3 separate regions of the Homo sapiens genome follow, and all the other regions are linked to region 3. A link is a loop called in an ENCODE intact Hi-C map of the cell type or tissue named here. Cell type or tissue: MCF 10A. All regions are shown on one strand. Region 1 overlaps ZDHHC14 (zDHHC palmitoyltransferase 14). Region 2 overlaps SNX9 (sorting nexin 9). Region 3 overlaps TMEM242 (transmembrane protein 242).

The links. Peaks named below come from ENCODE experiments on the same cell type or tissue, not always from the same donor. Only the 100,000 strongest peaks of a DNase experiment are listed, where the experiment ranks them.
Region 1: a loop joins it to region 3, with 21 times the contacts of the local background. A loop is called at or near these places in 93 of 110 quality-filtered maps.
Region 2: it touches region 3 in a loop (12-fold over the local background); 12 of 110 quality-filtered maps call a loop at or near these places.

Annotation. Positions count from the first base shown.
Region 1 is chr6:157,665,900-157,668,399 of GRCh38, reverse strand. All of the region lies in intron 8 of ZDHHC14 (zDHHC palmitoyltransferase 14), which reads right to left. Among named protein-coding and RNA genes, the nearest start is that of MIR3692, 140 kb to the right of the region's middle. In MCF 10A, a CTCF peak has its summit at 1,039 (motif pointing right); a DNase peak (open chromatin) is centred at 1,049.
Region 2 is chr6:157,872,634-157,875,133 of GRCh38, reverse strand. It overlaps SNX9 (sorting nexin 9), which reads right to left. Exons shown (of 18, transcript NM_016224.5): 3 at 1,958-2,032; 4 at 1-83. Among named protein-coding and RNA genes, the nearest start is that of SNX9-AS1, 19 kb to the left of the region's middle. RefSeq lists a silencer at 1,254-1,323. In MCF 10A, a CTCF peak has its summit at 1,204 (motif pointing right); a DNase peak (open chromatin) is centred at 1,233.
Region 3 is chr6:157,313,752-157,316,251 of GRCh38, reverse strand. The region is part of intron 3 of TMEM242 (transmembrane protein 242); the gene reads left to right. Among named protein-coding and RNA genes, the nearest start is that of TMEM242, 8.5 kb to the left of the region's middle. RefSeq lists an enhancer at 1,639-2,500. In MCF 10A, a CTCF peak has its summit at 1,362 (motif pointing left); a DNase peak (open chromatin) is centred at 1,351.

The DNA.
Region 1 (2,500 bases), 350 kb before region 3:
TAAGCCATTTAATTTAAAAAATCTATATAGAAGTCACTCAGAAATGTTTTCCAAATGACTCTTTGGAACCCTGACTTATCTGATGATAAGCACCTCTTCTACACAGATTTGTTTAAACATCTTAAAAGATGACTGTCTATCTAAGTCTAGCTATGGGTGTTTCCCCTGATAGAGGGACTGCTTTTGTAGTAATAATGAACCTACTCTCTGTGCCCTCCCCAGCTTTCCTGCTGGGATGACAGCAGGGGGCAGGGGCACTGGCATCAGGCACCTAAGTATCTAAGTCCTGCGTGTAGTTCACAGCTTTGAAAACACTTTGCCACATTCAAACTGATTTCCATTTAGAAGGCAAATCTCAGTTGGGGCACACGGGGACCAGGCTCTGTTCTGCAGGGTGTCACCCATCTAAATCTCCTGTTGGCTCAGAAGAGAGCACTGGCGTGGACAGAGCAGAGTTTTGTCAGATTCCAACCAAGGGTAGTGCAATGACTCTACTGACTGGAATTTACAATTCTCATTAAACGCTCTCAAAACGTCGCCTGTTTTGAACATATGCTTCTTAGAAAAAACTTAGATATCAAATGACTCAGGGATACCTGATTTTTTTAAAAGAGCTTTTCCTAATTTTCCACTCTGCCAGAATTCCAAGGGCGATGGGTTCATAAACCTTCATGGCTGTGATTCTCATTTGAGAAAGTCATGGGGGAAAATGGCCAGTATTTTCAGGGTTACTGTGGAGATGGCCATGACAAATATTCTTACACTTCCCTTTTTTTTTTTTTAAACCTTTGCTTCTAATTCTTATTTGCCCATTTCTTGTTGACTTTTCTACTTAACTTTCTTGCTCTCTGGACTCACCAACTCTCTTCCCCTCTATCCTTCTTCCCCATTGATTTCTCTCCCACTTCTCCTTTTTCCGTCTTCTCTTTTTCTTCTTTGTTTCTTCCTTTCTACCTCTCTCTTTTTTACTTTGAACCCTTTTCCCTCCGCTACCCAGCCTTCCTGGCTTTTCATTTGAGGACCCTTTTACCTTCCACCAGTAGAGGGAGACATCACCGCTCGCTTTTTCTCTCTTACAATTTGGTGGCTGTGCATACATCCCGGCTAACACCAAGAAGCCGTTGGTTATGTTTGAATTGATCTAACCAGTTATATAATCCTAAGGAAAAACAGCTGACCACTTAGATATCTGACAGTGATAGTCCATCTACTCTGAACAGAAAACTGAGATACTCATGTTTTTATTCCAAAACAACCTTTTAAAAGTTCATATGTATCAAATATTAGGTTGAATCATATGACATTACCAATTTTTAAGGTCAAAAATTGGCCGAATGCTGGATACTAATAGAATAGAATTTTGATTTCTTGTAAGAGTGTCTATGAAAAGACCTTTCTGCTGGCAGCATAAAAATCCCACTGTCTGGAGTGCTGGAGCTTTTGCTGTCATTGCAGTAAGTCACTGTGACAGCTGATTTACTGCCCAAATGAAGTGTCGGCATGTAACTTGCAAAGAAGTTTATGGCTTCAGATGTCTGGAAGTCATACACATTAGCACTTAATGTTACAATTTAAAAATGCCATAGAGATCATTCCTGTTTCTGCAGATTCTCAAATAAAATTGCTCATGTAGGAATACATTTTATTTTACCCTAGCTGACGTCTTGTCTGAAAAAACCGAGTGTACAGATGCTACTAAAAGCAAAACTAGGAGCTTTCTAGATGGTCTGTGTACAAATTAAGAATGAGTGAAATTATTTATTTCTTTTGCTCCAATTCTGTCAAAAGCATTAGAGTTACGCATCATGTATTTCTGCTTGGCTGTGAAGCTCTGTTCTGGGGTCTTATGAATGCTTATTAACAGTTACAGAAACACCACAGTCTTCTAAAGTCCACCTAAAATGCAGGTGCAGGTTGGAAGGAGAGCTTTTTTGTATTCTTTTATTTAACATTATCATTTACGTTTGCCTAAGTTATTTTTTTTCCTACTACATTTGATTTTTCAGATTACATGGAGAGTTCTTCTGCAATACTAGCTTAATAAATCATGCAACTGCTGGTTTAATCTTGTTTTGATACTGGATTGGGGTATTTAAAATGTTAGGTTAAGTAAATACAGTAAATGATTTTCTAAAAACAAAATTGTAGCAATTATGTACCATGTTACTATCTTTGCATTTAGCATGCGATCCCAAAGGACCTTTGTAGCAACAAGTGCCAGATATAAGCATAAATGATGACACCAATGCTATACAAAAGTTAAATTATTTGACAATCAAATGAAGTGTGTACACTAAAAAGTGGATCATAACTGGATGTCGTGAGTATGTCATGCATATACATTGTTCTAGATAGAACTTCAATGTTAGCTCATAATAAAAGCCAATAATGAGGGAAGCAGCAATAATGAAAATGTGGTCCTCAGCTGGCTCTGGGTTATCTGCACATACTTCCAGTATGGGTCCTTGAAATTTCATAGGAGTTCAGATGGCAAGAGACA
Region 2 (2,500 bases), 560 kb before region 3:
CTGGCTGAGAGAGAATCAAGGAAGGCTTGGTCAGCCACTGAATTTCCACAAGAAAATTGATCTTTTCCATCACTGGGTAAAATCTGAATAGGAGAAAGAGCCGCAATTATTTTCATAGATTACGGTCACTTCAGGGAGTCTTCGAGGGCAAGCAAGAATTGTCAAAAAGGGTTTATATTCTTCAATGCTACAAATTTCTCTGTAAGCACTGCTTTTGCCGCATACTCATATTTTAATGGGTTGTATTTTCATTTTTATTTAGTTCAAACTATTTTTTAATTTCTCGAGATTTCTTCTTTGATCCATGCATTATTTAGAAGTGGATTGTTCAATCTCTAAGTATTTACAGATTTTCCATCTATCTTTCTGTTTTGATTTCTAGTGTGATTCCATTGTGGTCTCAGGGCAGACACTGTATGATTTCTTTCAAACATGTTGAGGTATGTTTTATGGCTCAGAATATGTGGTCTGTCTTAGAGAATGTTCCATGTAAGCTTGAAAAGAATGTGTATGCTGCTGTGGTTTGATGAAGCAGTCTATAGATGTCCCTAAGTGGACATCAATTTATTGATGGTGCTGAGTTCAACCACGTCCTTACTGATTTTCTGCCTGCAGGATCTATTTCTAATAGAGGGGGTTTTATATTCTTAAAGGTAAGCAAACCCAAGAATATCTGTAATCACTATTCCTTTATATAAGCAGAATCCTAGAAAATCCAATTACTGCCAATATCAACTTAAATTCTCAGATTTTTCTCAATCTTGTCAATTTGTGGGCTCCTGGATGCAAAGTGCATACAAGTAAAACAAGACTTCAACATAAGACCTACGGAGTGAGGCCAGGGGCCTGTGAATAGGGGGTTGCAGTTGTATGGAAAAGGCTGTGGTGTGTGCATGGGCACACGTTTCTGAGGGAAAGCCTAGAGATTGCATCGGATTCTCTGAGGGGTCATGACTCCCCACCCTCACTGTCTATCAACAACAGAAGGACGGCCTTAGATCTCACTCTGCAGACAGGTCCCAGGTAAACATCCTCTGGGGGGAATTCTTTTCTCCTGGAGGTGAACCAAAGGTACCTTTATTCTTGATCTAGCTCCAGTTGTACTCACAGGGCATCAGGAAACCTTCGCTTCTTTCTGTCACCCAACATGAAAGACAAGCTTACCAAGAACCTTCGCTCGGTTTGGAGGGACCGAAAGACAACCAGCAGGGGGCGCCAGGTGGTTGGCTCAGCTTGGGGGTGTCCCAGGCAGGACCAGCCCAGGCTGCTGTGTTGCTCTCCTGGGTATCCATCCTAACAGCTCTACCCAGGAGATCCCCACAGCAGCTCCCCCAAGACACCCCTCTGTCTATGGGAATGGGAGAAGGAACTGAGATATGCACTTAAAAAAATCTATTTAAACTGTGAGTCTATTGTACAATAAACAATATTATAGATGGCAGCAATATCAGCAAAGGAAAAATACGTTATATGTGTCATATTATAAATATATATCTATATTTATAATTTATATAATTTATAATACATTTTATAAAATTTATATATTTTGCTTATAAAAATATAAATATATATTTAAAATGTATATATTAACAGATATATTGAGATATAATTTCATATATCTTATTGAATTTATACAATTTATAATATATATTTATAATATAGATAATATTAGCAAAGGAAAAATACTAACTTTTATTCAGACCAATTAAAAGTTGCTATCCCTGGAAGAAACTTAACCTAAATATCTGTAGTCATTCTTTGAAGCTTGGGTCTACAGGTAATATTTTTCTTAGTTCTATTTCAATGTAGTTTCCATATTTTATATAGTTAACATTTATTATATTTACAATGGAAATTTTGTTTTGCAAAAAGTTGCTGACTTCTTGTAAGTTGATAATTCATAAAAAGATGCCTGGCAAAGATGAGCTCTAATGAATGAATGACAGGAAGCTCTTACTTCAACGTAGTCTGTGGGAACCAGCCCTCGTTCTCCTTTGATGTTTCTTCCTTCCAGCCATCCTCCACCTACATCCTAATAAGTCACCAAAAAAAAAAAAAAAAGAAAAAGATTACAGTTGAGATTTCCTGGAGAAATTTTGTGTGGAGGAATTGTTATACATAAAAAAAGCAATTAACATTAAGCTTTTCATTCCTAGAGAACACCGTTCAAAATCTTAAATTCTTAAGCCTTCTCTTTACTTCAGAAAATGATGTAACCTAAAAACAAGAAAAATCAAACTTCAATAATAAGTGATCAAAGATTGAAAACAGCTGATGATTAGATGACCCTCATCTTGTCTGTGTACTGGTCTGCGGCAGATAATAAAAGTGGCTTGCAGCTCTGAATGTGAAGCGGTGGGATGCGCATCCCAGGCCTGGAATCTGCCCTCTGCCACCTCGCTGGTCAACAGAATCAAGTGGAAATCCTCCAGGGAATCCAGAACCTTGCCTCAAGGGCTTCTGCACACTTCAGCTGACTCTTCTGGCACCCAAGTCGCTA
Region 3 (2,500 bases):
ATCTTCAGATTATTAAGTAGTACTTAGTAATAAAGTTATTAAGCTTCTAGTTTCTATAAAAATGACAGTCTGCTAGCACTTTACATGAACTGTGTGGAACTGATATGTGATGTTTCCAGTGTTTAGTAATGTGGGTCACAAACTTAGTAAAATTTTAAGGTATTTGAAAATACAAATAGTCTCACTTAGAAGAGTCAATCCCAGTTTTCATAAACCAACAAAATTAGGTTATCTAAATTATACACTTGATAATTCAGTGTTTATGGGCTAGAATAATCCAACTGTGCTAGAATAATCCAATTTTTTATTCATAATTATTATGGAATTTCATTTCACATAGAACACATACATTAAATACAAACATACATTTCTATTTCACACAGTGGTATATCATTTAATCAGAGGTTCCAAAGAAGGAGAGGTATTGGGAGCTATCTTGTTACCAAACAAAGCAGATACGTTTGCCCAGCACTGAAGATGGGTAGAATGTGAACTTCTTTGTTTTTTGGCATTGATACAAGGATTGCTGCCTAAATAAGATATTTTGGGGAGAAAAAATATTTTCTGGTTGGCACTACTGAATATAAGAATATGTGGAATCCTTTTATATTGCATCTTTATGTCATCCAGTGATAAGTAGGAAATATCTACTCAGCCTCTGCTGGGTACCTGGGATTGGGTTAGGTGCTGGGACCACAAAGAAAGAGAGTTCCTGACATCTTTATGTCTAAGTAAAAAGAGAGACTGCATATGCACTCTCTCTGCATATAGATCATTAGGCATATCAGTTTGATCTCCATGTTTGAGAAGGCCCACAGAAAAATGAACTCACTGATACCTTTTCAAGGTCATATCTTTTAAAGGCGGTAGTGTTTACTAATTTGCTGGTTTGTTCATTCTAAAGTCATTTGTGGGTCTCTCCTGAGCCAAGCACTGTGCTAAGACAGCGCTACCCTGTAAAGGGGTAAACCTTACCTGTTGACTTTCTAAGCAAATTCTTATGGTATGACCCTGCTCTGAGGCTTGCAGACAGCAATGTGGTATATTCAGCTCAACGTTTAGAGAGTTTTGATAATTATGAGGTTACCCTGAGTCCAGTAAGAACTTCTGTCACTGTGTACTGTCTCATCTTTGTATGACTAAGAAAACAGTCTCAGTCAGAAAATGTTAAACAGAAATGGTCCAAGTCTATGCACTCAATAAATAACTGAGATGATCATTCTAGATAAAATCAACTCCAGCGTTAAATAATTGTAAGTAGCTAGCTCGAATTGAATTGAATCTCTGATAGAAACCCAGTTCCAATACAAAAGGGTGCCATCTAATGGTTAACCTAGAGCAGCTTGATGAAAGTGCTTGCGGTTCCTATTTTAATTCGCAGCTACATCTGCTGGCCTAAAAGGGAACATGTTTAAAATGCTTAAAGTGAAACTTCGGTTTCTTTAAAGTATTTTGGTTTTACTGTTTGTTTATTCATAATTATTCTGGAATTTCATTTCACATAGAATGCATATAATAACATTAAATATAAACACATGTGTATTTTACACACTGTTATATCATTTAACCAGAGGATCTAAAGAAGGAGAGGTAGCAGAAGATGTCTTGTTAGACCAAGGCAGGTAAGTTTGCCCAGCATTGACAATGGGGAGAAATCAGTGCCAGTTCAGTATCTACCCTGCTCCCCGGCCCACCCTGGCCAACAAGCACGGCTTGACTGTTCAGTTTGTGTTCATCGATTACTTTCAACTATGGTATTTTATTATTTGATTATAATTAAGATAGCACCAATTTTATCACAATAACTTAATTCTGGAAAAAAAGATGAACATTTACTTTGGGTTTGTAGTCTCCTAAATCAGCTGTGTACATGATCATGGGAATGCATGCTGGGACACTATGATGAGGCCAGGTGAGTGCACACTGGGACACTATGATGAGGCCAGGTGAGTGCACACTGCGACACTATGATGAGGCCAGGTGAGCGCACACTGGGACACTATGATGAGGCCAGGTGAGTGCACACTGGGGCACTATGATGAGGCCAGGTGAGCGCACACTGGGACACTATGATGAGGCCGGGTGAGCGCACACAGGGACACTATGATGAGGCCGGGTGAGCGCACACTGGGACACAATGATGAGGCCGGGTGAGCGCACACTGGGGCTCTATGATGAGGCCGGGTGAGCGCACACTGCGGCACTATGACGAGGCCGGGTGAGTGCACACTGAGACACTATGAGGCTAGGTGAGCGCACACTGGGGCACTATGATGAGGCCAGGTGAGCGGACACTGGGACACTGTGATGAGGCCAGGTGAGCGCACACTGGGACACTGTGATGAGGCCAGGTGAGCGCACACTGGGGCACTGTGATGAGGCTAGGGGAGTGCACACTGGGGCACTGTGATGAGGCTAGGTGAGCGCACACTGGGGCGCTCTGATGAGGCCACGTGAGCGCACACTGGGACACTATGATTAGGCCAGGTGAGCGCACAGT